Linked DNA regions of Homo sapiens: region 2 is linked to region 1. Evidence: chromatin loops called from intact Hi-C (ENCODE). Cell type or tissue: ovary. All regions are shown on one strand. Links, peaks and the distances in the headings refer to the core of each region. The heading gives the core; the rest is flanking DNA.

Region 1 (15,004 bases), core at 4,587-12,586:
GAACACAGAAGAATAAATCAAAAAACCCAAGATTAATGGGATTCAGAAAGGTAGCTGGATACAAAACCAATATTAGAAAATCAGTGGCTTCCCTATATGACAGCAGGGCACGTGCCCCTCATTTTTTTGCTAGCACATATTTTTCTGTTGCCAGACAATTTATCCTTTGCTAATATTAATAAGGTAGAGGCTGGGTGTGATGGCTCACACCTGTAATCCCCAGGACTTTGGGACGCCAAGGTGGGAGGATCACTTGAGCCCAGGTGTTCAAAATCAGCCTGGGCAACAAAGCAAGACCCCGTCTCAATATTTGAAAAATATATTTTTTAAAAAGGGCCAGGCGCAGTGGCTCACATTTGTAATACCAGCACTTTGGGAGGCCAAGGCTGGCGGATCACCTGAGGTCAGGAGTTCGAGACCAGCCTGACCAACATGGAGAAACCCTGTCTCTACTAAAAATGCAAAATTAACTGGGTGTGGTGGCACATGCCTGTAATCCCAGCTACTCGGGAGGCTGAGGCAGGAGAATCACTTGAATCTGGGAGGCGGAGGTTGCAGTGAGCCGAGATCACGCCATTGCACTCCAACCTGGGCAACAAGAGCAAAACTCCATCTCAAAAACAAACAAACAAAAAAGAATAAAGTAGAGAAATAAAGATATGGCAGACAGTATGTTAAGAAAAATGGGTAAAACACTGCAAGCAGCTTGATAAAAACAGTAAAAAATATCAGCTTTATCTCCTTCATGCATGTTGGCTTTTGGAAATAGAGCAGCAGGCGCCACTGGCTTGGAATGGAGAGAGGCAGGCTCCACCTGCCATATCAACATAGTCCATGCCTATAAGCCTTCTTCATTGCCAAACAGACATACACACAATTAGGGATCTTCCTTACCATCTTGCCGCTGACTGTGGCCTCTAGAGAATCCACCAGCTCTGCTGTGACTCCAATGAGATTGTGGTAGTCGGCCTGGATCTTATTGTACCGTTTGAGGTATGTCACTGACCTACGTTCAGCTTCAACCAGCTGCTGGTGGAGCTGCTGCAAGATTTCTAGGAAGACAGTTAAAACAAACAACATCAATAAAAATCCACAATATGAAAAATAATTGTATTCTTCTCAAAGAACTACCATACTTATTGCCAGAATGTTTTCTTGTAACAATAAACTGGACACTACTTGTGTTTCACACTTACTTCTATTTTATGCCACATTTATTTACATAGTGCTTTGTAACCACACTGACTTAAAATTTCCTTTTCAGGAAGTTCAACCCAATCCTCACTGGGCTTCCTAAGAAAATCTATTCCCTTGACTGAACCTCATGCAATTTCTTTTAGTTCTTCTAGGTCTAAGAAAATAAACATGTCTAGGGCTGGTGGTGGCTCACGCCTGTAATCCCAACACTTTGGGAGGCCGAGGCGGGCAGATCACTTGAGGCCAGGAGTTGGAGACCAGCCTGGGCAACATGGTAAAATCCCATCTCTACTAAAAAAATACAAAAATTTGCCAGGCATGGTGGTGCTCGCCTATAATCCCAGCTACTCAGGAGGCTGAGGCACAAGAATCGCTTGAACCTGGGAGGCAGCAGTTGCAGTGAGCCAAGATCGCGCCACTGTCCTCCAGCCTGGGCAACTGGGCAACAGAGTGAGACTCTGTCTCAAAAAAAAAGAATGTTTTATTCTATACTGAGCTCATAAAATGCCTGAATCAAACCTGTGTCTTTTTCTCTGTTTTTGTATTATGAAGTTGTCTGGGGGACAATTCATATCTGCAGGACACTTCTTTATTTTAAATAAAACTTTGGGCTGCTTGACTCCTGCTAGGAAAAACAAGAATCCAGAAGGAGAAGAGATTCCATCATTCTGCCAGTTTGATAAAGCATAAAACCACTCCCACCAGGCCTTACAGCAAGCAGCTTAGAAGGCTCTAGGATTCTTTGCTTGGAATCCCCCCGTGGGCAGCCCTAAAGACACTGAAGCCAAGCCACCCTGGTCTCGGCAGGAATAGGCAAATCCTCATCGGTGTTGGCACTTCTTTGCCCATACCACCTTCCCTCTTTCTTGAAAGTCACACTTTGGACGAAAGGAGGTAACAGTGCCCCCAAACCCAGAGTAACTCACTATTGTCCTGATCCAAGTACTGTACAATATTTGAAGTCTTCATTGTAGAACAGGTTTCAAGGATATGGAGAGATATTTTAAAATTATAAAGACCTGGGCTCAAATCCCTACTCTATTACCTTTTTGCTGGGTAACCACAGATAAAATATTTAACTCTGTAATTCTCATTTCCTAACCTATAAAATGGAGACAATAATTGCTTTGATGGGTTATTGTGAAGATTAAATTTAAAAAAAGACACTCAACATGCCTAGCACAATGGCTGACCTAGAGAAGGTTATATAGTGGTGGCTATTACTACTATTTCATTTCATGGAAAGGGGTGAAAGACTTTGTAAATACATTTCTATATAAGTGGATAACTTTTTTTTTTTTTGAGATGGAGTTTTGCTCTTGTTGCCCAGGCTGGAGTGCAATGGCGTGATCTCGGCTCACTGCAACCTCCGCCTCCCGGGTTCAAGCGATTCCCCTGACTCAGCTTCCCGAGTAGCTGGGATTACAGGCATGTGCCACCATGCCCGGCTAATTTTGTATTTTTAGTACAGACGGGGTTTCTTCATGTTGGTCAGGCTGGTCTTGAACTCCCGACCTCAGGTGATCCACCTGCCTCGGCCCCCCAAAGTGCTGGGATTACAGGTGTGAGCCACCGCACCCGGCCACAAGTAGATAACTTTTAAAAGTGGCAGAAAGGTTCCATCCTAAAGCAGTGGCATGCAAGCTCTGAAATACATCAGAATCACCCACAAATAAAGATGATCAGGCCTCACTCCCAGAGATTCTGATTTTATAGACACTGAGTGGGGTCTGAATGTCTATATAGTCAACAAACTCCTCAAATGGATCTGGTGCACACCACAGGTTTGAGATAACCTAAGTTAACCATTCTTCCTAATTTGTGTTCTAAAAACCTACATTCAAATTGTATTTCAAAAACCTTCATGTTTGATTACTGTTTATATACAGAAGTAAAATATTTTTACTATTAAAACCCAAAATATCTTCAGCTGGGTGCGGTGGCTCACGCCTGTAATCCCAGCACTTTGGGAGGCTAAGGCGGGTGGATCACCTGAGACCAGGAGTTCGAGACCAGCCTGGCCAACATGGTGAAACCCCGTCTCTACTAAAAATACAAAAACTAGCCAGGCGTGGAGGCACGCACCTGTAGTCCCAGCTACTCAGTAGGCTGAGGCAGGAGAATCGCTTGAACCCAGGAGGTGGAGGTTACAGTGAGCTGAGATCACGCCACTGCACTCCAGCCTGGGTGACAGAGTGAGACTCTGTCTCAAAAATAAATAAATAAATAATTAAAAACCCAAAATATCAATGATAATGAATTATTATTATTATTCAACATCCACAAATCTCAGTTTTGAAAGATAACTTTAAAAAGTCACCTGGCAAAGGCCGGGCGCAGTGGCTCATACCTGTAATCCCAACACTTTGGGAGGCCAAGGCAGGTGGATCACCTGAGGTCAGCAGTTCAAGACCAGTCTGGCCAACATGGTGAAACTCCATCTCCACTAAAAATATAAAATTAGCCAGGTGTGGTGGTGCATGCTTGTAATCCCAGCTACTTGGGAGGCTGACACAGGAGAATCGCTTGAACCTGGGAGGTGGAGGTTGCAGTGAGCTGAGATCATGCCATTGTACTCCAGCCAGGGCAACAAGAGCGAAACTCCGTCTCAAAAAAAAAAAAAGTCACCTGGCATGAATTTACATCCAGTACTTGACTCCCCTGAGAATGGCCCTGAAAATCATTTATCAAGATTCTCCTTAAACATTAGGGAAAGGGGGTCACTACCTTCTGCCTCTTAGAATGTGATAAATTTGGCCAGGTGCAGTGGCTCACTCCTGTAATCCCAGCACTTTGGGAGGCCGAGGCGGGTGGATCACGAGGTCAAGAGATCAAGACCACCCTGGCCAACATAGTGAAACCCCATCTCTACAAAAAATACAAAAATTAGCCGGGCGTGGTGGCGCACACCTGTAGTCCCAGCTACTCAGGAGGCTGAGGCAGCAGAATCGCTTGAACCAGGGAGGTGGAGGTTGTAGTGAGCCGAGATTGCACCACTGCACTCCAGCCTGGTGACAGAGCAAGACTCCGTCTCAAAAAAAAAAAAAAAAAAAGGAATGTGTTAAATTCGTGCTATTATTACAGTTTTTCAGCCGGGAACAGTGGCTCACGCCTGTAATCCCAGCATTTTGGGAGGCCAAGGCAGGCAGATCACCTGAGGTCGGGAGTTCGACACAAGCCTGGCCAACACGGGGAAACCCCGTCTCTACTAAACATACAAAAATTAGCAGGGCATGGTGGCGCACTCTTGTAATCCCAGCTACTTGGGAGGCTGAGGCAGGACAATTGCTTGAACCCGGGAGCAGGAGGTTGCAGTGAGCCAAGATCACGCCACTGCACTCCATGCTGGGCGACAAAGCCAGACTTCATCTCAAAAAAAAAAAATTTTTTTTTCAGGTGGGGCATGGTGGCTCACATCTATAATCCCAGCACTTTGGGAAGCCAAGGCGATTGAATTGCTTGAAGCCAGGAGTTCGAGACCAGCCTGGCCAACGTGGTGAAATCCCGTCTCTACTAAAAGTACAAAAATTAGCTGGGCATGGTGGCATGCGCCTGTAATCCCAGCTACTCAGGTGGCCGAGGCACTAGAATCGCATGAACCCAGGAGGCAGAGGTTGCAGTGAGCCAAGATCATGCCACGGCACTCCAGCCTGGGCAACAGCGCTGTCTCAAAAAAATAAATGAATACAAATAAAGTTTTTCATATATATATAGAGAGTTCAAAATTAGATAAGTTAAAACTTTCAAAGATGAAAATTCTACAGAATACTATTCATAATCCCATATTGCAGTCGTAAGTATTGGAGAACATCTATGCAAACTTTCTCAACACGGACCAAGTGGTACATGATGAATCAAGTACCAAAACCCATTAGCTAGGCTCAATGACCTCCCAAGTCACCAATGTGAATGTCCCCAAAGCAGTCCCTCCGGACTGCACAAAGGAACCCTTCCCCCCGGAAGTTCATTCTGCAATTTACTAAACATAAGAGATTATCTGTGGAACTTTTGCCTTGGGAACCCAGAATCAGAATTTATGACAATTTCAAAGTGTGGCACATCTCCGGGATAAAAGGCCTAACTGCCTGCAGCCTATTGGAAAGAGAGAAGCAGGCAATAGGGCTGAAATGTTTGTGACCATTTTCAAATACAGTCAGCACTCCATATCCATGGGTACTGCACCTGTGGATTCAACCACCTCAGGTTGAAAATATTCGGGAAAAGAAGCACCTGTACTGAACACATACAGACTTTTTTTCATATCATTTTCATGTCGTAAACAAAATGGTATAACAACAGTATACACACCATTTACACTGTATTAGGTATAGGTAATCCAGAGATGACTTAATGTATATGGGAAGATGTGTGTAGGTTGTATGCAAACACCATGCCATTTTACATAAAGGACTTGAGCATCTGTTGATTTTAGTTATCTGTGGGGGTCCTGGAAGCAATCCTTGTAGATACTGAGGGACAACTGTATACTCCTTAGGAGGAGAGGCTGCTACCCAGAGACATCACCTTGCAGATACCTTAACTAGCTACAAACAAGACCTGTCCATGACTAGAAGCTACGTGGGTGATAGCTCAAACACATCAGCTTTATTTCAGAGCATTAAACAGGACTTTCTATTTTCCCTGTCAAAAGTTTTATGAGACAAGAACAACTAAACCAAGATGCCTTGCCATGCAAGACCTCAATTTCCTCTTCTTTTTTTTTTTGAGACGGAGTCTGGCTTTGCCACCTAGACTAGTGCAGTGGTGCGATCATAGCTCGCTGCAACTCCTGGGCTCAAACCATCCTTCCATCTCAGCCTCCTGAGTAGCTGGGACTTCAGATGTACGTCGCCACGCTCGGTTAATTTTTTTTAGTTTTTATAGCAATAGGGTCTCACTATGTTGGCCAGGCTGGTCACAAACTCCTGGCCTCAAGCTATCCTCCCACTTCAGCCTCCCACAGTGCTGGGATTACGGGCATGAGCCACCACGCCTAGTGACAAGACCTCAACTTTTAATGGAGATGTCTTATTATAACCTCCATGTTATTTTAATAAAACCATCTTAGTCATGCCAGTGAAATTTATTGAGACTCTTCATATCCAAAATTACTGACATAACAGTGATGTAAATCTCTCCCCCGCCACTCAAGCTTTCTTTTTTAACTTTTCTACTTCACTTAGGGCACTGTACTTTTTTTTAAAGGGTAAATGAGATTTTAATTGGCTGCTCAAGACAAAATGATCAACTTTTAAATATGGAATTGTTTTTCTCACCCACTATGAAAAGCTAAAATTAACCTCTCTGTCTTTATAATGATATACTCTTTCCTGTTTGTATTCAGATAAAAATTACCTCCTTGCTACTTTGCTAATCCACAGATACTGGATGAAGAAAGTTATAATGTAACTTATGAATATGAGTCATTACTTTTTAAAATACTGTTTAGGGCTCCAAACTCCAGAAAAATGATCAACTGCTCATTCTGAAAGGGTTGAATCAATTCATGCTAGAAATGCCAAAAGATACTATTTCTATATCCTTTTTAAGTGACTAGGTGAAAATAATAATCCGATGTTACTACATTGTCAACCTGTTTTTATTCCACACAGCATTTCAAACGTAATTCCTTCTGAGAGAAGTTTCTGCTGCAAGTGCCTTTCCTGTCTTCTTTAAAAGCTTCTGGTAATCTCACTTAACCGTGAAAACTTCCTATCAAGATACACAGAACAATGATATCATGCAACCACTTCACTTAAAACAATGCCTGAGTCTAGAATTAAATTAAACTGGGGGCATGTCTGTGCCTTTGGTTATTACAGCCTTAGCTGCAGGATGAGGGGACAAGGGGGTGACAAATGACTGTCATGCCTGGGCCCAAAATGCGAATCTCCAATCTCCATAGCAACACCACATTACAGAGTTCACTCCGCCACAGATGCACTTTGCTTGCCAGACTCAAATCCACAGCCATTCTGCTTGGCTTCCAGAAAACTCAGTTAAAATTGACCCTAAAGAAGGCTTAAAAACTGGTCTCCTTACTGAAATTCCAACATTAAAAACCTGTAGAGAAAGACAATTCTTTTATTTGCATTCCCCTTCCCATGTTTATTTGATCTGCAAAACTGGGCCACTTATCAGATTTACATAATGCTCCCAGAAGAAAGCTATGCTCAAAAATGCAGTGTATGCTAGGGGGACATGAGCTGCAGAAACTCAGGAACCAGAGAGAGAAGTTTCTCACCACCTTCCTGCCCCCATTGCCTGGGGGTCCAAAGGCTAGTTCAGAACAGCGACCTGGCAGATTCAACTAACAACTAAGGCAGTTCTCTAGGGTCCAGAGATGCAGGGTATGGTGGTGGTTTTAAAATGCCTGTAGTCTTTGACACACCCTCCTTCCCATCAAGAAGAGGAATGTAATTTCCTTTCTCTGAAGGTGAGGGGGCCTTAGGAATTCACTTGCAAGAAACAGAATGCAGCAGAAATGACTGACTGACTTCAGAGGCTAGGTTAGAAAAAGTGATACAGCTTCCTCCTGGCTCTCTCTGGGGACATTCACCCTTGGAAACCAGGCAACATGCCTGGAGGAAGCCCAGACCACAAGGCCACGCAGGTGTTCTCGTCAAGGGCCTCTGCTGAGACCCCACGTGACAGCCAGCACCGACCACCACTCTGCGTGTGAGTGCCTTGGAGTTGGCCCCAGGCCGCTCCGCCTGACTGCACCTGAGAGACACGCTGAGGGAGAACAGCTTAACTGAGCCCACAGCTCCCAGACCATGCAGGCTCATCATCACCATTATAAGTGAATGTCATTGTTTTGTGCCACCAAGTCGGGATGGTCTGTCAGGCAGCAATGGAACAGTGGGCTGAGGTGTATTTCCAGGAGCTGCAGGGCAAGATCCAAAGTCCCAGTCCAGTTGAAGATGCCAGCTGTGTTGGATGTGAGCAAACTGGCCCGGGACGCACCGTGGCCAGGCCTGGGCCTAGGCTAGCACTGAGAGAGCGGGCCTGCAGAGCTGAGGATGCAGGCTGGGAGTCTTCCTCCACATACTGTACTGGGGGTAGGGCAACCTTGGGGAGCTCCAAGACTCAGGGTGCTCCTGCGACCCTTGGAGCAGTCCAGGTTGATCCCATGGGGCCGTATCTGTAGCCCTGCTCCTCCATGAAGGGCCAGCAGGGCCTGTCCCCTCTGAGCGACAGAAGGGTCAGCATGGCTGGCAGAACCAGTCACACACTTAGAACAGCTGAGCTGGGGATGCTTGAGGCTACCAAGAGCAAAACCAAGCATCCGAAGCCTTCTCAAAGGCTGACGCTGCCAAAGCCATCTTGAGTGACAAACCCAAACCCAAGCTCTCCCTGAGGTTGACAAACCCCATTGCTTATCTGCCAACTCCCTGGTGAGCAAACAGCTAAATAATTTACTAATTAATGCTTCCTTTCTTTAAAAGAGTTTCACTCCCTAAAAAGAAACAGGAAAAAGCAATGGCAGGGAGTTCTGAAATCCTCTCTGGCATGACTCTGCTTTGAAAGGGCAAATGTGCTGGCGCATGGAACAAGATCTCCTGTAGTCACACTCCACCTACTGGGAACTGAGGGTTATGCCATCAATACTCACCAGAGGGATGACATGCATCACAGGCCCTTTCCAGCATCATCATTTAAGCAGCTGTCAAAACGTAGTATCAAAGGCAAAACTGAGGTACAGCGCCCCAACTGGGGCCACCAACTTCATATTAACTACACTTTTTCTCACCTTACTCAAAAGTGAACAGTTCTGGTAAAAACAATTGACCATGGAAAAATAACACTTCATGCTACAAACTGAAGACTGGAATTCCTACTTGGGAATGGAAAATGCTTGATAAGAATGGGTACTCCATATGTCTTCGAAGACCCCAGTTGACTAGTTCAAGGTAAAAGTTAAATATTAAAATAATTAAAATAAATTAAATTAAAAGAACTCTATCCTTACCCATGCTGCCCTACACCTTCTAGGGAAAATGTGCTGCTGCTGCAGTTACCTCCCTTTGGGATGTTATTGGATTCTCTTCATTTCTCCAAGGCTTAGCTACCTGACATGCAAGACGAAGCTAACAATACCAGCCCTCCCGAAAATGGGCCTCAAGGAACTGCAGGTCACTATGACTGCAAAGCCTTTCATAAATATTTAGACTCTTAAAGCCAAAATCATGAATTCTCTCCATCTTTGCACCGATCTTACTACTTCAAACCTGAACTGGCAAAGTTGTTCTTAGACAAATTTAAATCTAGATGATTTACCTTTGTTACTTTGTCCATTCTCCTTCTGGGATGAAAAAGAAGTTCAGGAAAACAGGCATTCAGGGAACGGTACTTGGGGTATCGGACATCCTGTGGCCAATGTGAGAAAGCACCTCAGCATGATGAAACAGAATTCTCGGAGCCGGGAGGGCCAGCTCCAACTGTTGCTGTAAATAGCTAAGCAACTTCTCCATACTGGCCTGACCCACTCCCATTTCAGAAGAAGGCAAGTCCTCTTCTCCCCATTTCAATTATCACTGTCTGAATTCAAGTCTTGCACTATTTCAACAGCCTCCTATCCCCTTCCTATCCCCTTCCAAAGGCCTTCCCCACTGCTACCAAGCCAACTAAAAATGCAAATCTGATTTTATACATAATTCAACTCTAACTTCAATTCAAAGCTTTATCCTAAGGAAATTGATATTGAGGTGAAAACAGCATAGCACAGTATTGCTAAGACCACAGACTCTGGAGCCAGACTGCCTGGGTTCAAATCTCAGTTCCCACACGTCTGGCTGCATGACTGAAGACAGTTACTTAACATGTTTCTTTTCCCTTAATTTGTCTTAAACTTTTCCTTAGTATTTTGGTAATAGCTTTATTCACGTACTGTATAATTCACCTATTTAAAGTGTACCTTTCAGGCCAGTGTGGTGGCTCACGCCTGTAATCCCAGCAATTTGGGAGGCTGAGGCGGGTGGATTACCTGAGATCAGGAGTTTGAGACCAGCCTGGCCAACATGGCAAAACCCTGTCTCTGCTAAAAATGCAAAAATCAGCCAGGTTTGGTAGTGGGTGCCTGTAATCCCAGTTACTTGGGAGGCTGAGGCAGGAGAATCGCTTGAACCTGGGAGGCGGAGGTTGCAGTGAGCCAAGATCACGCCATTTCACTCCAGCATGGGTGACAAGAGCAAAATTCTGACTCAATCAATCAATCAATCATCAATCAATGTGTACATTTCAATGGTTTTCAGTATTTTCAGAGTTATGCAACCATCACTACAATCAATTTTAGAACATTTTCATCATCCTCCAAAAGAAACCCTGTATTCACTGGCAGTTACTCCCATTTTCCCTGCTCTCCCCAGCCCCTGGCAACCACTAATATACTTTCTGTCTCTCCAGATTTGCCTCTTTTGGACATTTTATGAATAGAGTCATATAATACCTGGTCCCTGCCACTGGCTTCTTTCAGTTAGCATAATGCTTTCAAGGATCATTCATGTTACAGCATGAATCAGTGCTTCATTCCTTTTTATGGCTGGATGATATCAAACGATATTCCATCATTTGGATAACACCACAGTTTGTTTATCCATTCATAAGATGATAGACATTTGAGTTGTTTGCATTTTTTTGGCTATTATGAATAATGTTACTATGAACATTTGTGTACAGGTTGTTTTGTGGACATATGTATGTTTCATTTCTCTTGGGTATATAGCTAGGGTATATAGCTCTTGGGTGTACAGCCTGGACCAATTCCTGGGTCATGTGGTAACTCTACGTTTAAACCTCTGAGGGAACTTAACCTGCTTTTGAAGGCTATTTAATGATATGGGAAGATGTTCTCTTCCTTTGATAAAAATGCATAGAAATATACACACACATACATGTACCTACCTTTATTACAATTTGGGTGTATGTCTGTATTAAAAACCTTTCTGTACTTTCCAAATTTTCTATAAGGAATATAGTTGATTTTATAATCAGGAAGTAAAAAGTTATTTTTTGCAAATACAACTGTTATTCTCTTACTTAAAATGCTTCAAAGGCTCCTTATTCCTTATAGGACTTGGCATAAACCTTTATGACCTAGGCCCTGCCTAGTCTCTGAGTTTGTCTATGCCAATACTCTGCTCCAGTAATATTAAATTATTTCAGTTTCCCAGGCACTGTCTCAGTGCCTTTGCACAGGCTGTTCCCTCTACCTGTAATTCCCATCCCTCCTCTGTTTGCCTCACAGACTCCTATTTTATTGTTCAAAGCTCCAGTTTGGCTAAGAGAATTACATCTTGGCCTTTTCTTTATATCCCTAAATCCTAGAACAATATTTGACTCATAGTAGAAGCTTAATGTATTGAACTGAACTACAAGTATTTTCATGTAACAAGGAAAATATTAGAATGTTATTTATAGTTACCTGCTATATTTCAGCATATGCTTCAAAGCATGTGGAACAGGATGAAAGGTGACAAGTACTTAAAAATTCTAATGCCAACAGCTAACAGTTATCAAGCACTTACTATATACTGGACTGTTTCATACAAGTTATATGTATTAACTCAATCTTCATACTCTTCCTATAAAATAGGTACTATGATCTTTTTTTATTCTTATTTTTTTGAGACAGGGTCTCACTATGTTGCCCAGGCTGAAGTTCAATGGCAGAATACACAGCTCAATGCAGCCTCAACTTCCTGGGCTCAGGTGATTCGCCCACCTGTCTCCCCCAGATAGCTGGGACTATAGTCATATGGATGCTACCATGCTCAGCTAACTTTTTGTACTTTTTGCAGAGATGGGGTTTCGCCATGTTGCCCACTCTGGGCTCAAACTCCTGGGCTCAAGTGATCCTCCCGCCTTAGCCTCCCAAAGTGCTGGGATTACAGGCGTGAGCCACGGGGCCCAGTCAGGTACTGTTTTGAGTATACTAATATATTTTTAATATAACTAATATAATTTACCATGTAAATCATTTTGATTAGATTCTTAACATATTGGCACCCATAATTATTAAGCTGAGCTACTCTGGGCACACTGCCTATGGGGTAGCCCTGTTCCACAAGGAGCAGTATCAAGAAAAAAAAAAATTAAGCTGAGAAATGCTTTTTTAAAGCGTATTCAAATAATTATAAGTCAAGTTGGAAAAGTTCTAGTTTCACTGAAAATCACTGTATATGGAACTCTAGGAAGGAAAAGGTTTGGATATGCAAACATCGTGGTATGTAGGCAAACAGAAGAATTTAAACAAAAGCCTTAAGGATATAAAGGCAGAGACGAGAGCTGTAGATCAGTCCGTTCGGCTCAGGCCAGGCTAAGGAATTTGAATACAGGCAACAGGGAAGGCTTAGGAAGCTCAAGTAGAAATGTGGCATGGAGTCCTAGTGACAAATAAAACCTCAATTAGGTCAAGAAAGTCAAATGCTTTGGAGTTAGAAAGGAAGCAGAAGGTATTACGCAGCAAAGTAGCCTAAATTTTTCATGAAATTAAACTAAACAGTGACCAATTTTACCATTCAAAACATTATGTTCTTGTTATGAAATAACTTTGGATACATTTTTATTCCAAGTAAAAGGAGATACTTGTCTTTAAAAACTAATAACCTTTGGGAAATTAGTCTTCCATGGGTTGGGTGACCTAACGTTCTGCTCTTTCTGAAACAGGCTCTATTTACACCTGTCACCCTGGTACTTTGTCCAGTTAGTGCCCCTTTTTACTTTCAAAAGTGTCCCAGTTTGAACTGGACTGTGGTGATACTGCACAGCTCTGTACGTTTGCCAAAAAGCATTAAATTGTACACTTACCATGGGTAGATTTTATGGTATGTAAATTTACACCTCAATAAAGTTATTTAAAAAGAAGTCCCAATTTGAATGACAAGTTAGATGGTCACCCGATCCATATGCCATGGCCTGAAGGGCTTAAAAGTGGTTAAGTGACATTCTGCAAAGGGACAATTATCCCAAGGAATTCTTTTACAAGAAGGTAAACTTTCTTTTCTACCAAGACAACTTCTAGCCACGTGACATCAAAATAAGACCTTGCCAAAAAGAAAGTCTCAGAGATCCAATGATATAGAAGTTGATCTCTATAGGCCCTGCCATTAATGATTCATTGACCTTGTAAATATGAAAGCAACACTATTAATTATCCCGATTTAATGAGGCAACCTCAATAAACCTAAGCCAGCGTGCAACTCTAAATAAAATCTGCTCTAAAACCATAGGTGGTCTCTATTTGCTTCAAAAGGATACATATATTGTTAAAAGCTTTGGCGTGTTGCTGGCTTTAGATATTAAAGCTAGAAACTTTATCAACTTCAACTTTAACTCTGGAGTCCAGGAATCCTAAAGAAAAAAGGGAACAAAAATACAAACATTAGATTACTAAGTACCAATAGCATCATCAAGTTGAGGTCATTAGGCTAAAAAACCCTGCACAGTGATTGAAACCAAAACCAAAATGCCAGTGACGTGAGGCTGTGAAAAACAGGTCTTAGGACATCTGACCAACTCATTTACAGAAGATTCAAGTGCCCACAGTAGGAAGAAAAAATAGAGTTCTTTCATAAACAGGGAAAAAATAACCCTGAACATGATTTGAGTATTTCATGTGATTTAAACACAGTCGTGACAAGGAACCTTATTAGGCTGCATACCAAAAATAGTTCAGTACAGTCTAGGCACGCACAGCACTGGGAGGCGTAACATAAACAATTATCACTAAGTTACTGAGAGTCTCCCCAAGAAAGGGACTCATTTCCACAAACCTCGTCTAGATAAGAAAAAAGGACAGAAGCTATTTTCTGCCACAAATACCCCACCATGTCAAGAATTATGATATAGTCTTAGCATGATTTGTCCTTTAAAAACAAATTATTTATCTCAAATAATGCTCATCAAGAAGAAAAAATTAATGACTTAAATAAGAAAAAACATAACAAGTAACAATCTTTGTCTCAGGACAATTTTCCTTATACTCTTTATACAGAAATATCTTCCACCCAAACCAAGAAGTTCCACAAAAATGCAGCGAAGCCACTAAAAATTCATACCCACCATCCTCTTAGATGCTGCCCCATGGCCCTCAGACCTTTCCATCCTTCCCCACTGTCTCTGCCTCTCCAGCTCTGTACCCTCCTCCATGCCTCCCACCCCCACCCAATCATTCTAGCCAGCATGTCATCTGATTTCTAGAAAAAATACTGCCAGATGAGCAGAAAGTTCTTTTTTTTTTTTTTTTTTGAGACAGAGTCTTGCTTTGTCACCCAGGCTGGAGTGCAGTGGCTCGATCTATGCTCACTACAACCACCGCCTCCCAGGTTCAAGCAACTCTCCTGCCTCAGCCTCTTGAGTAGCTGGGTCGAGGGTCACCAAGCCTGGCTAATTTTTGTATTTTTTTTTTTTTTGGTAGAGACGGGGTTTCACCATGTTGGCCAGGCTGGTCTCGAACTCCTGACCTCAAGTGATCTACCTGCCTTGGCCTTCCAAAGTGCTGGGATTACAGGCATGAGCCACCATGCCCGACCAGAGAGTTCTTATATTTTTAAAAAATTGTGTAATTCCCTGATACTGCATGATAACTTTGTTTATAAGGTGTGTGTTATTATGGATTGAACTGTGTTCCCTCAAAATACATGCTGAAGTCCTAACCCCTGGTACCTCAGAACATGAGGTCATTGGGAATGGGGTCGTTGCAGATGTAATTAAAGTTAAGATAAGGTCACACTGGAGTAGGGTGTGTCCTTAATCCAATATGACCTTAATCCAATATGTCCTTACAAGAAGAAGAAAATTTAGACAC
Region 2 (15,004 bases), core at 3,371-11,370, 44 kb before region 1:
GCTGGATAAGTAAAATGTCAGGGGCACAAACAAGGGGCTATTTTGCAGTAGTGACACTTAATGAACTAGACATATGTAAAGCAACATAGAAAGGTCCTAAAAACACAAGGGAAAAGCCATAAACAGAATGAGACTTAAAGGGCAATCTATTTCTGTAAATTCAATACACACATACACAGTATCATATCTCTTTTAAGGCTCCATCCACATCCACAGAGATACATTAAACATACCAAGGGAATGGCATGTGGGGGAGGAATGTTGGGGGCTAGATGATGAGAAACAGCAATGCCGGAGGGGCCCGGCACAGGCCAGTGGGCCAAGCAGACAGGGACGGAAAGAACATCCTGCTTCTGACTTCCAAAATTCTAAAAATTATAAAAGATTTCCAGTTGCTTATGAAAATCCCAGAAGGACAGAGAACATGTACAGTTTTCAAATACAGCAACCATCCTGGGCCAGCTGTGTGCCTGTGGGGTCACAGGCATTGGGTCCCCAGTGTAGCCTCCCCGAGCCCAGGGCCAGCAGTGCTGAATGAGTACCTCATGGTTTTCATGGCCAAGAAGATCCGAAAGGACTTTGAGCACGAGGCCTGCCACCTTGGCACACATGTTCTTCCCTATGGGAAACAAATCAAAGCTAAACATGACATGTCTAAACCCAGAAGCACAATTTTAGGTCAGGTAGACTTGGAGACAAATCTTGGCTCCTCTGCTCATGAGCTGTATGACCTCGGGTGAGCTGTATGACCTCGGGTGAGTCATGTAACCAATCTGGGCCTCAGTTTCCTCTTCTTTACTACAGGGATTACTATTCATACCTACCTCAAAAGGTGATGCAAAATTAAGTAGACTAATGTATGTAAAGGACTCAGTGTAGCATAGAACCTCGGTGCTCAGTAAACCATCCCAAGTGGTGGCTATTACTCCGGTCAGAGCACAGAGCGAGTCATTACAGTGAAAGCACAATACATTATAGAGCAACGTTCTCCCTCCCACGCACGGACACCACCATCAGGAAGACCATATAGGCATTTTAGTAGTTATAAACATCATCATAAAAATCACTGCAAATATGGTGATGATGATGAAGAAAAGCTAATTCTAATCTGATAAACATATTAGAAGTTAGGACTTTTGGCTGGGTGCGGTGCTTTACGCCTGTAATCCCAGCACTTTGGGAGGGCGAAGTGGGTGGATCACTTGAAGTTAGGAGTTCAAGATCAGCCTTGCCAACATGGTAAAACCCCCTCCCTACTAAAAATACAAAAATTCGCCAGGTGTGGTGGTGGGCACCTGTAATCCCAGCTACTCGGGAGGCTGAGGCAGGAGAATCGCTTGAACCCGGGAGGCAGAGGTTGCACCACTGAGCCAAGATCATGCCACTGCCTCTAGCCTGGGCAATGGAGCGTGACTTCATCTCAAAAAAAAAAAAAAAAGGCTAGGACTTTTTGCATGCTATTTTTTTAAATGACTGAAATAACAGTCATTTACTCAGTCAACAACACACAGTTACATGGTTCAGTCTACAAAGTATATAGAGGGGAAGATGCTCCAACAAGTCCTCCTGAGCCAGCTGTTTACCCAGGGAGCCTTTCTCTCCTAACACTGGATGCTCAGGCTGGGGAAAGCCACAGCCTGGAGGTGGCACCTCTTCTAAAGAAGCTTCTTTCATCCCAGGTAACAATTTAAATGAGATAGTACCTGTACCTGGAAAAGCTCAAATCACTACCTTCAGCGATCAAGTATATAAATGACTGATCAAGTATATAAATGACTTGTGCCCACAGGAGAACCTCCACCTCCAGGGCTGGGGCAGGGAAAAGAGTGTGATTCAGGGCAGGAAGTGTGGTTTAGTGTCACTGCTACTGCGGCCAGCTTAATCCTATAGTATCTTGGGAACACACTTCTTTGTCTTCAGAAAAGGGGATCATATTCTTAATTTCCTACCTCTGAATAATGCAATAAAGAAAAAGGTAAATGAACTTAGTCTCCTCTTAATGCAGGCACTACATATATACAAGACATTTTTTCCAGGGCAAGAATGGATTTTGCCTTCAGGGATTCAACAGCTTGATACCTAGTTGGAAATGCTTTCTACTCCTTTTTCTGTTTTTAGTTTTCTATGAGACTAAAAGCAAACCATATCAGGCTCACTAGAAACCCAGCTTCAAGAGTCAAGATCTCTTCCCCTTCTTGCACTAGAATGAGGGTCGGGGCTGAGACCTGTGCTGCGGAGGCAGAGGTTCATGAGCAAAGCCACCGAGTACTCCAGCGTGTAGTCAGACAGGCAGTCAGGGTCCTTCAGAACATCAACCAGCCAGAAGATGAGGCCGTCTTGAATCATCGCTGTCTGCAGCGGGCGCCTGGGAAGAAAGAGCCTACGGTAAATACAAACTGCCAAGAAACTTTTCATATAAGAGGAAACAGTAGGCTGGAAGCAGTGGCTCATGCCTGTAATCCCAGCACTTTGGGAGGCCAAGGCGGACGGATCACCTGAGGTCAGGAGTTGGAGACAAGCCTGGCCAACATGGTGAAACCCCGTCTCTACTAAAAATACAAAAATTAGCCAGGCGTGGTGACGGCGCCTGTAATCCCAGCTACTTGGGAGGCTGAGGCACGAGAATTGCTTGAACCCGGGAGGCAGAGGTTGCAGTGAGCCGAGATCGTACCACTGCACTCCAGCCTGGGCGATGGAGCAAGACTCTGTCTCAAAAAAAAAAAAAAGAAGAAACAGTAATGTGAATGCATATCAGAAAAGACAAACTTACAGAAGACATAGACTCTGAGGAATATTTTTGTTAAACCCATACAATTGAAATAACAAAAATTCTTTACATTTCAGGGATATTTATTAAGGGTTTAAATAAAGATAAGGTGGTAAGGAGGCCTCCTACTTTGAAAGTTTCCTTTTCAATATTTAAAATTAGCAGAGCATTGCTTCAAATATCTAATAAATATTTATTTGTAGCTTTTGGTTTACTTAACCCAGGAAACAGGACCATAGAAATACTTCTTTGACAAATAGGTTTTTTGTTTTTTTTTCCTGAGACGGAGTTTTGCTCTTATTGCCCAGGCTGGAGTGCAATGGCACGATCTCGGCTCACCGCAACCTCCGCCTCCTGGGTTCAAGTGATTCTCTTGCCTCAGCCTCCCAAGTAGCTGGGATTACAGGCATGCGCCACCACACCCAGCTAATTTTGTATTTTTAGTAGAGCTAGGGTTTCTTCATGTTGGCCAGGCTGGTCTCGAACTCCCAACCTCAGCTGATCTGCCTGCCTCAACCTTCCAAAGTGCTGGGATTACAGGCGTGAGCCACCGTGCCCAGCTGACAAATAGATTTTTACCTAAACGCTCTATAATCCAGCTCTAGGCACTCTGAGCTGTATAAAAATAAAGAAAACAAGGAGGAGCAAAAGCCTAGCTTAACATCACTTTGATTCACATTTCTATAGAGTAAGGGTAGTTTAATGACCTGGTTAATGCAAATTATAAGGAATGATTTTCCACCCAAAGTCCAGGTGTAGAATCTTACAAAATCCAATACCCCATCAAAATGTGTGATGGTGAATGTCATCAGGTTAGCTTTAAGAATTGCTGAGACTAAGTGTGGTATCATTATGAGATGCCATCTGGATTAGTAGAAAACTGACATGCCACAGAGAAGCCAGCTCTGCACATCTCCGGATGCGCAGGTTATGGTGAAACCACCACTCAGGACAGAACAGCAGAACCAGTTATCCGTTCATCCTGTTCTTAAACACTACACTGACCCAATCAGGGTGGCTTATTAGAATACAGTGAAGACTGCGCTCTCTTGGTAACTAGCTACCTTCTTCATTTATTGCAGAGACTCTGGAAAACTGCAAAAAGGTTAAGCACATTTACAGAACAAAAAAGCTTAAATTAACACTTAGAGGAAAAGATAAACAGGCAGTAAACATTTGCATTACCAGGAGGAAGTATTTTTTTCACCATATCTTGTATCTGTTACTTAACTATAGTTATTGAATTTCTAAAAACTTCCCCAAAGCGATCAACATGGAGCAAAGTTCTCTCTATAAACAAAAAGAAATGAAGTGTTTGTATGCTCTGAGGAAGTAATGACTCTGCAGCACTTACAGTTCTTTTCGATTCATATAGTTAGAACAAAGAATTTTCATTGGCAGGGAGCTGGCAAATGGTAGATACAAATACCTATCCCTTCCCCCACTAAAAACACACATGCTTAGACCATTTCACTTTGTAGGCTTCTGGTTATTTGTGAGTCAGTCAAATGTAAACCACATTTGATGGGAAGAAAGTGTGTTCAGAAGAGGACCGACAGAAAAAAGTTGAAGACTCCAGGGACTAGAGTTCTCAAGAAAGTCAAAGAGAACTTGAGGTGATCATGAGAGAATAAAAACTCTGAAAAAATTACCATATGTCCCAACAGTTCCTCTCCTAGATGCCGATCCACGAGAAAAAGAAACATATGTCCACACGAAGACTTGTGCTGAAGCATTCATGGCAGCATTATGCATATTGGCCAAAAATGCAAACAACTCAAATGCCAATCAACTGAAGGACAAACAAAATGTGGTGTAGGCCGGGCGCGGTGGCTCACACCTGTAATCCCAGCACTTTGGGAGGCCGAGGCGGGTGGATCACAAGGTTAGGAGTTCGAGACCAGACTCACCAGCATGGTGAAACCCCATCTCTACTAAAAATACAAAAATTAGCCGGGTGTGGTGGTGTGCGCCTGTAATCCCAGCTACCCAGGAGTTTGAGGCAGGAGAATTGGTTGAACCCGGGAGGCGGAGGTTGCAGTGAGCCAAGATTGCGCCACTGCACTCCAGTCTGGGTGACAGAGTGAGACTCCATCTCAAAAACAAACAAACAATATGATGTAGCCATAATGGAGTACATATTCAGCCACAAAAGGAATGAGGCCCTGACACATGCTGCTACATGGACAAACCTTGCAAACGCGATGCTAAGTGAGAGAAGCCAGTCACAAAAGAGTGCACACTACATGATTCCATTTATATGAAACGTCCAGTACAAGTCAATCGACAGAAAGCAGATTTGTGGCTACCGGGGACTGGGGGTAGGAATGAGGAGTGACTGTAAATGGGTATGAGGTTTCTTTTTGTGGTGATGGAAATGTGCTAAACCTGGATTGTGGTGATGACTGCACAACTCTGTAAATACACTAAAAATCCTTCAATTGTATGCTTAATATGGGGGAATATTATGGTGTGTAAATACATCTCAACAAAACTGTAAACTAAAAAGGAACCTACGGGGCCGGGTGCGGTGACTCACGCCTGTAATTCCAGCACTTTGGGGGGCTGAGGTGGGCGGATCACCTGAGGTCAGGAGTTCGAGACCAGACTGGCCAACATGGTAAAATCCTGTCTCTACTAGAAATACAGAAATTAGCCTGGCCCCATTGGTTCCAAGTCATGACGGTCTAGGCTGATCCCATGGGGTGGGCTGCTGGGATCATGGACAAGGTCAGGAGGCCCTAACCCTGACTTCCACAGAACTGCCCTTGACACTCTGCTGGGATGTGCATTCATGTGTGCAGCTCCCACAGGGGACTGGAAGTAACTTGAGGGCTGAGGCTCTATCAGGTCTGATTCATGTGTCTGTCTCTAAGCCCTGCACATGCCCTGAGACACAATCCTGCATGGCTGGCACTCGATAATGTCCATTAGGAAAATCCAATGATGCTTTGAAAATGTCTTCCTCCATCCCCAGCAGCCTTGCGCAGGATAGTTTAGTGGATTACAGATAAGCTTTCTAGCTCTGTCTTAGAAAGTCATCCAACCTCTCCAAAGTGTAGTGGAAAAATACCATCTGCCTCCTGGGTTGCCATGGGAATTTTAACTCAATCTGATCTCACAGGAGACACCGTGACCTATTGCACAGTCGTTACCTGAGACTGAACTTCTGCAGGGCCCCAAGAACATTCTCCCTGGTGATGATATCCTTGTCCTCCTCCTTCAGCCTTCCCTCCAGCATCTGCAGCACCTTTGTGTTCTGGGCAAGGTAGAGGCGACCTGATAATACACCAGAGATGAAACAGGTGAAAGACAGAAATAATTTATCTGGTATGCTACAAAACCACTTTCCACGAAAACTTACTTTGCATATAACACAGTAGAGTTTGGGTAATTTTATGTTCTAAAAAACTTACTGGGCAGGGCGCGGTGGCTCACGCCTGTAATCCTAGCAGTTTGGGAAGCCAAGGCAGGCAGATCACCTGAGGCCAGGAGTTTGAGACCAGCCTGGCCAACATGGTGAAACCCCGTCTCTATTAAAAATACAAAAATTAGCTGGGTGTGGTGGCAGATGCCTGTAATCCCAGCTACTCGGGAGGCTGAGGCAGGAGAATTGCTAGACCCCAGGAGGCAGGTTGCAGTGAGCCTGAGATCGTGCCACCACACTCTAGCCTGAATGACGGAGCGAGACTCCATCTCAAAACAAACAAACAAACAAACAAACAAACAAACACTTACTGGTTGTGCAAGGTGGCTCACGCCTGTAACCCTAGCACTTTGGGAGGCTGAGGCAGGTAGACTGTTTGAGCCGAGGCGTTGGAGACCAGCCTGGGCAACAGGGCGTAACCTCATCTCTATAAAAACTAAGGAACATTAGCCAGGTATGATGATGCACACCTGTTGATCCCGCTAATTGGGGGGCTGAGGCGCGAGGAGTATTCCTTGAGCCCAGGTGGTTGAGGCTACAGTGAGCCGAGATCATGCCACTGTACTCCAGTCTGGTTGACAAAGTGAGACTCTCTCAAAAAAAAAAAAAAAAAAAAAAACCAAACACACACACACACACAAAACCCCCACAAAACTTATTAAAACTTATTAAAAGATATTTCTTCTAAACGTTAAACGTTGGTTTTATTCAATGAAATATCTGGTGACTAGAAAAACCACTCTTCTTGTGAGCTAAACATAATTCATTGCTGTGTTCTTGTGGGGAGCATTGTCCTTTTTTTTCCATGAAATCCTGAACCCAACAGTCAGATCTACAAAGAGAAATGAGGGGTAATGTGTGTGTTATGAGCCCTTAAGTCTTCACAACAGAGGCAGCCAAGGAATGCTTCCATACACACTCTCTGTACAAGGCCTGGAGAAGAAGCAGGAAGCCACACCTGGGACCCTGTAATAAGCCCAGAATGGTCCCTAGCCTGTTGTGGACTTCTGAATGGATATGGAAGATGTTAATTTCAGACATAAGTTTCAACAGTATTATTATATGAATGGTCCTCAGTAACACATCCTGGCTTATCATAAATGTCTGCCAAATGGATGGAAGAACGAATGAACAAATGAACAAAGTTTTGGAGTATCATATATTCATAATTTGAAAACTCCCTTTATTCACATTATAAAGAGCTCAAATAAATAAGAACTTACGGAAGATAATGGCACTTTGCAAAATCATTTTAAATTCAGTTATGGGGGCATGTTATTTTCAGAGTTTTCAAATCCTTTGATTTAAGAGGTCATAGTCTTCTGAAGGAAATGGTGCAGTGTTTATTGGAGTCTGCTTTGTTTCGCTAAGCTTATTTTGCCGTAATTGTTTCACTTATTTTGCCTTAAGTAGAAAATTATAGAAGATGCATTCATTACCTGTGATATACTTGAAAGCAATATAAAATGTTACTATGTTACAAAACCAGAAAGCTTTATAAAATAAAACCGGGAGGTTTACAAAATAAACCCCAAAAACTGTCCAAATGTGCTCTGATATAAACTAAAGCAATATGACAACAATTAATTTTCACAAAAGACCTTAGATGAATTAAACGGTAACAAACTGAGGAAGCGTCATCTCTAAGAAACTTGGGAGGAACGCTCATTTTCAAAGGAAAAAGCACATCAATATGACCTAGCTCTTATCTTTGAAGCAAAGCTGATGTCTCACCTTCTGCCAGTGACGCAAAAGCATTGATGAGCCTGGCCATGTACTGCCGCACCACGTCGCTCGTGGAGTGCAGCAACTGAAGCACACTCCTCTGGGGGAAAACGTCAAGAGGAAAAACAAGGTTAAGAACACGGAGAGATAAACACACGCCTCCTCTTCGGGTCTGGTAGTTCTCTTCCTCTGCCTGAATTTATTAGAGGTGAAATAAACAGACTAAAGCCAAACATTTCATCTGGAATCCTTGTTTTCCAACTGAAATTTGATGAGACTTGGCAAAAATAAGTTAGTCAGACTTCCAAATTAAATGAATTAATTACACGAAGCCCTCAGAACAGTGACTGGCGCGAGGGAAGCAGTCCTGTTTGCTGTTACCGTTGCGGCTGTTTTCCAGGTTAGAATGGCAGATCCAAGACACATGACTAATTTGGCTCCCTCTAAGCCACAGTAAAACTACAATAAATGGACTGTTAAAAAAGATAATTCCCAAGGACAGAGAGAACAGCACGAGAAACGATAACGCCACAATTCTGGAAGTGGGACTGCAGCATGGCAAGAGGCTTAGCAGGCTCAAGAAGGCCAAATCTCAAGGCAGCAACGGGCACTGTGGAATTACCCAATTTCCATTACTCACTCCTCAAAGCACTTAAGAGCTGAAGAAAAATAAAGACGAATGAATTAAAGTTGTTCAAGAAGCACTTGGATCCCACTCATGTGACTCCTGCACACCTCTCAGCACAGGGCTGGGGAGAGGGTGTTCCCTTGTGAGGGAGACACAAAGGGTCTGTGGATCTGGGACACCAGGCAGAGGAGAGCAAGGCTTGCCGGGGTTCTAGAACAAAATGGAGAGGGGGGTTAGTGTCTAAATGCAGAATGAATGTGGAACAGAGGGCCACCCCAAAACTTGGCTCCCAGGACCCTGGCAACCAGACCTTTGCCCTCTAGGCCTGAGATTAGAAGACTATTCTCACAGTGAAATGACCAGCCCACGGGGAAAGAATTAGAGACCGTGAAATCAGAGGTTCCCAGCAAACGGCCCACCCAGATCCCCCTGGGTGGAACTATCCATCGACAGGCCCCACCATCACACTCAATGGCTTTGTGGTCCCCTTCACTCCAAATCTCTCATTAGGAGATCACCAAGGACTAGCAGACATCTGAGAAAAGTTTCTACCAGGAGGCCAAAACAAATAGGGGGGGAGGGTGGGGGCGGGGCTTGGAGTAAATGAGACCGTGCAGGGAGAAGAAAACTAAAAATTAAATAAAAATTCATCAATAATATCCTCAAAGATATAAGAAACTGTATTATATCCATGAAACAAGAGAATGCTATCAAAAAGGAAATAAAAGTGTCAACAGAAGGGTCAGAAAATAAAGATGAAGACATCTGCTAGGGAGGCTGGGCAGGGTGGCTCATGCCTATAATCCCAGGACTTTGGGAGGCCAAGGTGGGCAGAGAGGTCAGGGGTTTGAGACCAGCCTGGCCAACATGGTGAAACCCCGTCTCTACAAAAATACAAAAATTAGCCAGGCGTGGTGGCACACACCTGTAATCCCAGCTACTCGGGAGGCTGAGGCAGGAGGATTGCTTGAACCCAGGAGGCAGAGGCTGCAGTGAGCTGAGATCATGCCAGGGCAGCAGAGTGAGACTGTCTCAAAAAAAAAAAAAAAAAAAAAGAAGAAGAAAAGAAATCTCCTAAAGAGTGGAACAAAAAGTAGAAAAGATGAGAGAAAACTATAATAGAAAACCAGTTCAGGAGGTTCAACATTCAGAGAGAGAACACAGAAAACAGAGGGAAGAAACCATCAACAAAATAACTCAAGACCAGAATGAAAGTTGTCAGACTGAAAGGGCCCACAAAGTGCTCAATAAAAGGGATTAAAATATACCTCATGAAGGACGTCAATGGGAAATTGGGAAGATTCAATATGCTTCTAGGGAGAGAAACACAGGTCACATACAAAAGATAAAGAATTGGAATGGCTTTGGATTTCTTTTTTTAAATTTTTTGAGTCAAGCTCTCACTTTGTTGCCCAGGATGAAGTGCAGTGGTGTGATCACAGCTCACAGCCTCAACCTCTTGGGCTCAAGCAATCCTCTCGCCTCAGCCTTCTGAGTTAGCTGGGACTACAGGTGCACGCCAACATGCCTGGTTAATTTAAAAGAATTTTTTTTTTTCTTAGAGAATGGGGTCTATGTTGCTCAGGCTGCTCACAAACTCCTGGGCTCAAGCGATCCTCCTGCCTTGGCCTCCCAAAGTGCTAGAATTATGGGCATGAGCCACTGTGCCCAGCTGGCTTTGGATTTCTGTACAGCAAAACTGGAACCTAAAAGACAATGGAGCAATGTCTTCAAAATTCTGAAGGAAAATTATTTACAATCCAGGATTCTATACGAAGAATGAAGACATTTCTTGACCATACATGATCTCAAAAAAATTTACTTCCTGTGTACTTTTTCTCTAGACGTTATTAACTAAAGGATGTGTTCCACCAACCGAGAGAACAAGTCAAGAAATAAGATAATATGGGACACTGGAAACAGAGATCCAATTCAGGAGAGAGGTGAAAGGAATCAATAAAAGTTTGGTGAAGAGACTCCTGGACAGCAGCTATGCACCAGAATGTTTTCCAGACTAAACCCAGCTAATTCAAGAGGGCAACATGTCAAAGGCTGTCGTCCCCAAGATGCCTATTACCATTACACCCATTTAGGTTGATTTTTTGCTGAAGTATAGCATCTACACAGGGCATTGCACAGATCACATGTACAGCCTGATGAGTGTTCACAAAGCGAACATGTGGCTAACTAGTAACCAGATAAAGAAACAGAACATGACCATAGTCCCAGATGCCCTTCCAGAACCCCATTCCAAACCAAGGGTGACTTCTCTCCTGGCTTCTAACATCATAGATTCATGTTACTTGGCTCCTCCTTAAATTTTTTAATAAATGAAACCATATATTATATATTCTCTTATGTTTGACTTTTTCATTCAACAATATGTCTGTGATATTCACCCAGGGTCTCTGCTGTGTTCCTTCTCATTGCTCAAGGTATCCCATTTTACAAATACATCACAGGTATTCATTCTACTGCTGATGGACATTTGGGTTGCAGCCAGTGTTTTGGTTCTAGAACTGCAGCTATGAATATTCTTGCATGTTTTTTAGTGAACATATGGGCACGTTTTGGTTGGGGCTTATCTAGGAGTGGTTTTGCTAGGACATAAGGTATTCAGTTTTAGTAAACGCTGCCCGTGTTCCAAAGTAGTGCACGAGGTCCCAATTTTTAAACAGAGCACAAAATGACTGGTGAAACGAGCCCAGACTCTTATCTGCATTTGGATAACCCTAAACAGTGCTAGTGAAGTTCTAGCTCCCCCTTCCATGCCCTGCTGTGTGGATTAGCTGCGAACAGTTTTTTACTCCCACAGAAGTGTTCTCAAGTGATCAACCCCTGAGAACTAGAAGTAGATCAAGTGAGCGTAAAGCCAAAATACACAGCAGCTCACCATTGCCCTTAGGCATAAATATTGCTGCCGGGCCGGGTGCAGTGGTTCACACCTGTAATCCCAGCACTTTGGGAGGCTGAGGCAGGCGGATTACCTGAGGTCAGGAGTTTGAGACCAGCCTGGCCAACATGGCGAAACCCCATCTCCAATAAAAATACAACAATTAGCTGGGCATGGTGACGCGCACCTGTAGTCCCAGCCACTCAGGAGGCTGAGGCGGGAGAACTGCTTGAACCCAGGAGACGGAGGTTGAAGTGAGCCGAGATCACGCCACTGCACCCCAGCCTGGGTGACAGAGCGAGACTGTCTCAAAAAATTAAAAAAAAAATAAATATTGCTGTTGGACAACTGGTACCTGGCCCACCTTTCAATTCCGCCAGACGCTCTGTGTTTCCCAGGACTCTCTCCCACTTTTGATTACCAATGTCCCCAGAGGGGATCAATAAGTGCTCAGGGAGGCTATGTCTAACTGTCATCCCAAACTTTGGTTTATGCCATCTTCTCCTAGCTAACTTCATCTAACATGGGCACAGTCCTGTTTCCTTGCAGAGCAAGGCTGATGCTTGCTACTCAGCACAAAAGCAAACACTGTATTATGCGGGATATACATAGATGGGAAAACTATAAAGAAAAGCAAGGAGCGGATTAACACAACAGTCAGGATGTGCATGCACACTTCACAGCAGCACTATCCACAGTAGCTTCTACTGACGGAGGAAGAGATAGATACGCAAAATATGGTCCACCCATATGATGAAATGTTAGCCTTAAAAAGGAAAGAAATTCTGACATATGCTACGTGGATGAACCTGAGGACATTAGCTAAGTGAAATAAGCCAGTCACAAAAAGAAAAATACTGTACAATTCTACTTATATGAGGTATTTGGAGTAGTCACAATCATAGAGACAGATAGTAGAATGGGAATTTGCCAGGGGCCTGGAGTAGGGGGAAATGGAGAATTATTGCTTAATGGGTACAGAGTTTCAGTTTTACTAGATGAAAAAAGTTATTTATGGAGATGGATGGCACATGATGGTTGCACATTATGAATGTGTTTAATACCACTGAACTGTACACCTAAAAATGGGTAAGATGCTTAGAGATATGAAGAGAGATATTTATGAAGTCTAGAAACTAAGAATTCAGCTAAAAATGAAAAATTCAGTTCTCTACAATTTCATTAAATTTGGCTCCATTCAAGTTTTTGGTCTCAAGCTGTAATTCTCAACGCATCCTGGACCAGCAGTATTAGCATCACTGGAAAACTTGTTGGAAATGCAAATCCTTGGGCCCCACCATAGACCTATTGAATGGAAACTGTTGGTGGGACCCAGTGATCTGTTTTAATGAGACCTCCAGGAGATAACGATGCATGTTAAACTTTGAGAACCACTATGGGAGAGGAATGAACCAACGAATTCAATTTCCTGTCTGTACAGGTCAGTTTACCTTGGTGCCATAGTGACACAGCATCCATGTTGGACAAGGAGTCTTTCTGCCCTGCAGATTCTCTGACATCTTAAGAGAACTTCAACTCATTTCTTCTTTTTTTTTTTTTTTTTAGATGGCGTCTCAGTCTGCTGCCCAGGCTAGAGTCCAGTGGCGCAATCTCAGCTTACTGCAACCCCAGTCTCCCGGGTTCAAGCACTCAGCTTCCCAAGTAGCTGGGATTACAGGTGCACACCACCATACATGGCTAATTTTTGCATCTTTAGTAGAGACAGGGTTTCACCATGTTGGCCAGGCTGGTCTCAAACACCTGACCTCAAGTGATCTGCCCACCTCAGGCCTCCCAAAGTGCTGGGATTACAGGCATGAACCACCACACCTGGCCTATTTCTTCTTTTTTTTTTTTAGAAAAAAAGTTTTATTTCAAGTTTCTGGGTTATAGGTGGTTCTTAATTACAGGGATAAGTTATTTAGTGGTGACTTCTGAGACTTCAGTGCACCCAGTGGATACAGTGAACACTGTCACCTGTGCAAGGTCCATTATAAAATTTTTGTTTGCATCCTCATATCTTAGCTCCTACTTACAAGTGAGAACATATGATATTTGATTTTCCATTCCTGAGTTACCCCACTTAGAATAAGGCCTCCAGCTCCATCCAAATTGCAGCAAAAGACATTATTTCATTCCTTTTTATGGCTGAGTGGTATCTCATGTTGTATATATATTACATTTTCTTTATCCACTCTTTGGTTGATGGGCACTTAGGTTGGTTCCAAATCTTTGTAACTGCAAACTGAAAACGTGTGTGTGCATGTGTCTTTTTCATATAATGACTTCTTTTCCTTTGGGTGGATGGCCACTAGTGGGACTGTTGGACCAAATGGTAGTTCTACATTGAGTTCTTTAAGGAATCTCCGTACTGTTTTCCATAGTGGTTGTACTAATTTACATTGCCACCAGCAGTGTAAAAGGGTTCAAGCGTTCAGCTCATTTCTTCTTCTTTTTTTTTTTTGAGACGCAGTCTCACTCTGTCGCCAGGCTAGAATGCAGTGGTGCCATCTCTGCTCACTGCAACCTCCGTCTCCCGGGTTCAAGCGATTCTCCTGCCTCAGCCTCCTGGGTAGCTGGGATTACAGGTGCGTGCCACCACGTCTGGCTAATTTTTTAGCAGAGACAGGGTTTCACCATGTTGGCCAGGCTGGTCTTGATCTCCTAACCTCCTGATCCACCCGCCTCGGCCTACCAAAGTGCTGCAATTATAGGCATGAGCCACTGTGCCCAGCAGCTCATTTCTTCTTAAAAAAATAAACCAGGCTGGGCACAGTGGCTCAGGCCTGTAATCCCAGCACTTCGGGAGGCTGAGGCGGGCGGATCACCCGAGGTCAGGAGTTCGAGACCAGCCTGACCAACATGGAGAAATCCCATCTCTACTAAAAATACAAAATTAGCTGGGCGTGATGGCGCATGCCTGTAATCCCAGCTACTTGGGAGGCTGAAGCAAGAGAATCGCTCGAACCCAGGAGGTGGAGGTCGCAGTGAGCCGAGATCGTGCCACTGCACTCCAGCCTGGGCGACTAGAGTGAAACCCCATCTCAAAATAAATAAATGAATAAATAAATAAATAAACCACAGCTGGGCACAGTGGCTCACGCCTGTAATCCCAGCACTTTGGGAGGCTGAGGTAGGTGGATCATTTGAGGTCAGGAGTTCGAGACTAGCCTGGCCAACACAGTGAAATCCCGTCTCTACTAAAAATAAAAAAATTAGCTGGGTGTGGTGGCGGGCGCCTGTAATCCCAGCTACTTGGGAGGCTGAGGCAGGAGAATTGCTTGAACCCAGGAGGTAGAGGTTGCAGTGAGCTGAGATTGCACCACTGCACTCCAACCTGGGCGACAAGAGAGACTCCATCTCAAAAAATATATATAAGTAAACCATAGCAACTACATATAATGACTTGAGGAAGAAATTACTCTCTTCAATGGCTATAGAGGTCACTGCCTTTTTGACAAAAATCACAGATGACAAAACCCAACACACCTTTCATCAGAGGACACATTTTCATTTTATACATAATCAAGAAAGAAAAAAACCCCTGCCAATTAAACTGTAAAA

What was found. Hi-C counts contacts between places; a loop is a spot of excess contacts. Peaks named below come from ENCODE experiments on the same cell type or tissue, not always from the same donor. Only the 100,000 strongest peaks of a DNase experiment are listed, where the experiment ranks them.
Region 2: a loop joins it to region 1, with 2.3 times the contacts of the local background. A loop is called at or near these places in 5 of 110 quality-filtered maps.

What each region holds. Positions count from the first base shown.
Region 1 is chr2:231,221,272-231,236,275 of GRCh38, reverse strand. It overlaps ARMC9 (armadillo repeat containing 9), which reads right to left. Exons shown (of 25, transcript NM_001352754.2): 6 at 13,456-13,548; 7 at 9,478-9,502; 8 at 895-1,052. Among named protein-coding and RNA genes, the nearest start is that of ARMC9, 30 kb to the right of the region's middle. RefSeq lists enhancers at 7,823-7,892, 13,537-13,836. In ovary, for the core only: a CTCF peak has its summit at 8,791; a DNase peak (open chromatin) is centred at 8,755; H3K27ac peaks cover 785 bases.
Region 2 is chr2:231,263,997-231,279,000 of GRCh38, reverse strand. ARMC9 (armadillo repeat containing 9) reads right to left here. Exons shown (of 25, transcript NM_001352754.2): 13 at 7,929-8,019; 14 at 5,923-6,046; 15 at 2,226-2,365; 16 at 543-619. Among named protein-coding and RNA genes, the nearest start is that of ARMC9, 73 kb to the right of the region's middle. In ovary, for the core only: a CTCF peak has its summit at 8,099; DNase peaks (open chromatin) are centred at 7,980 and 8,531; H3K4me3 peaks cover 1,439 bases; H3K27ac peaks cover 4,146 bases.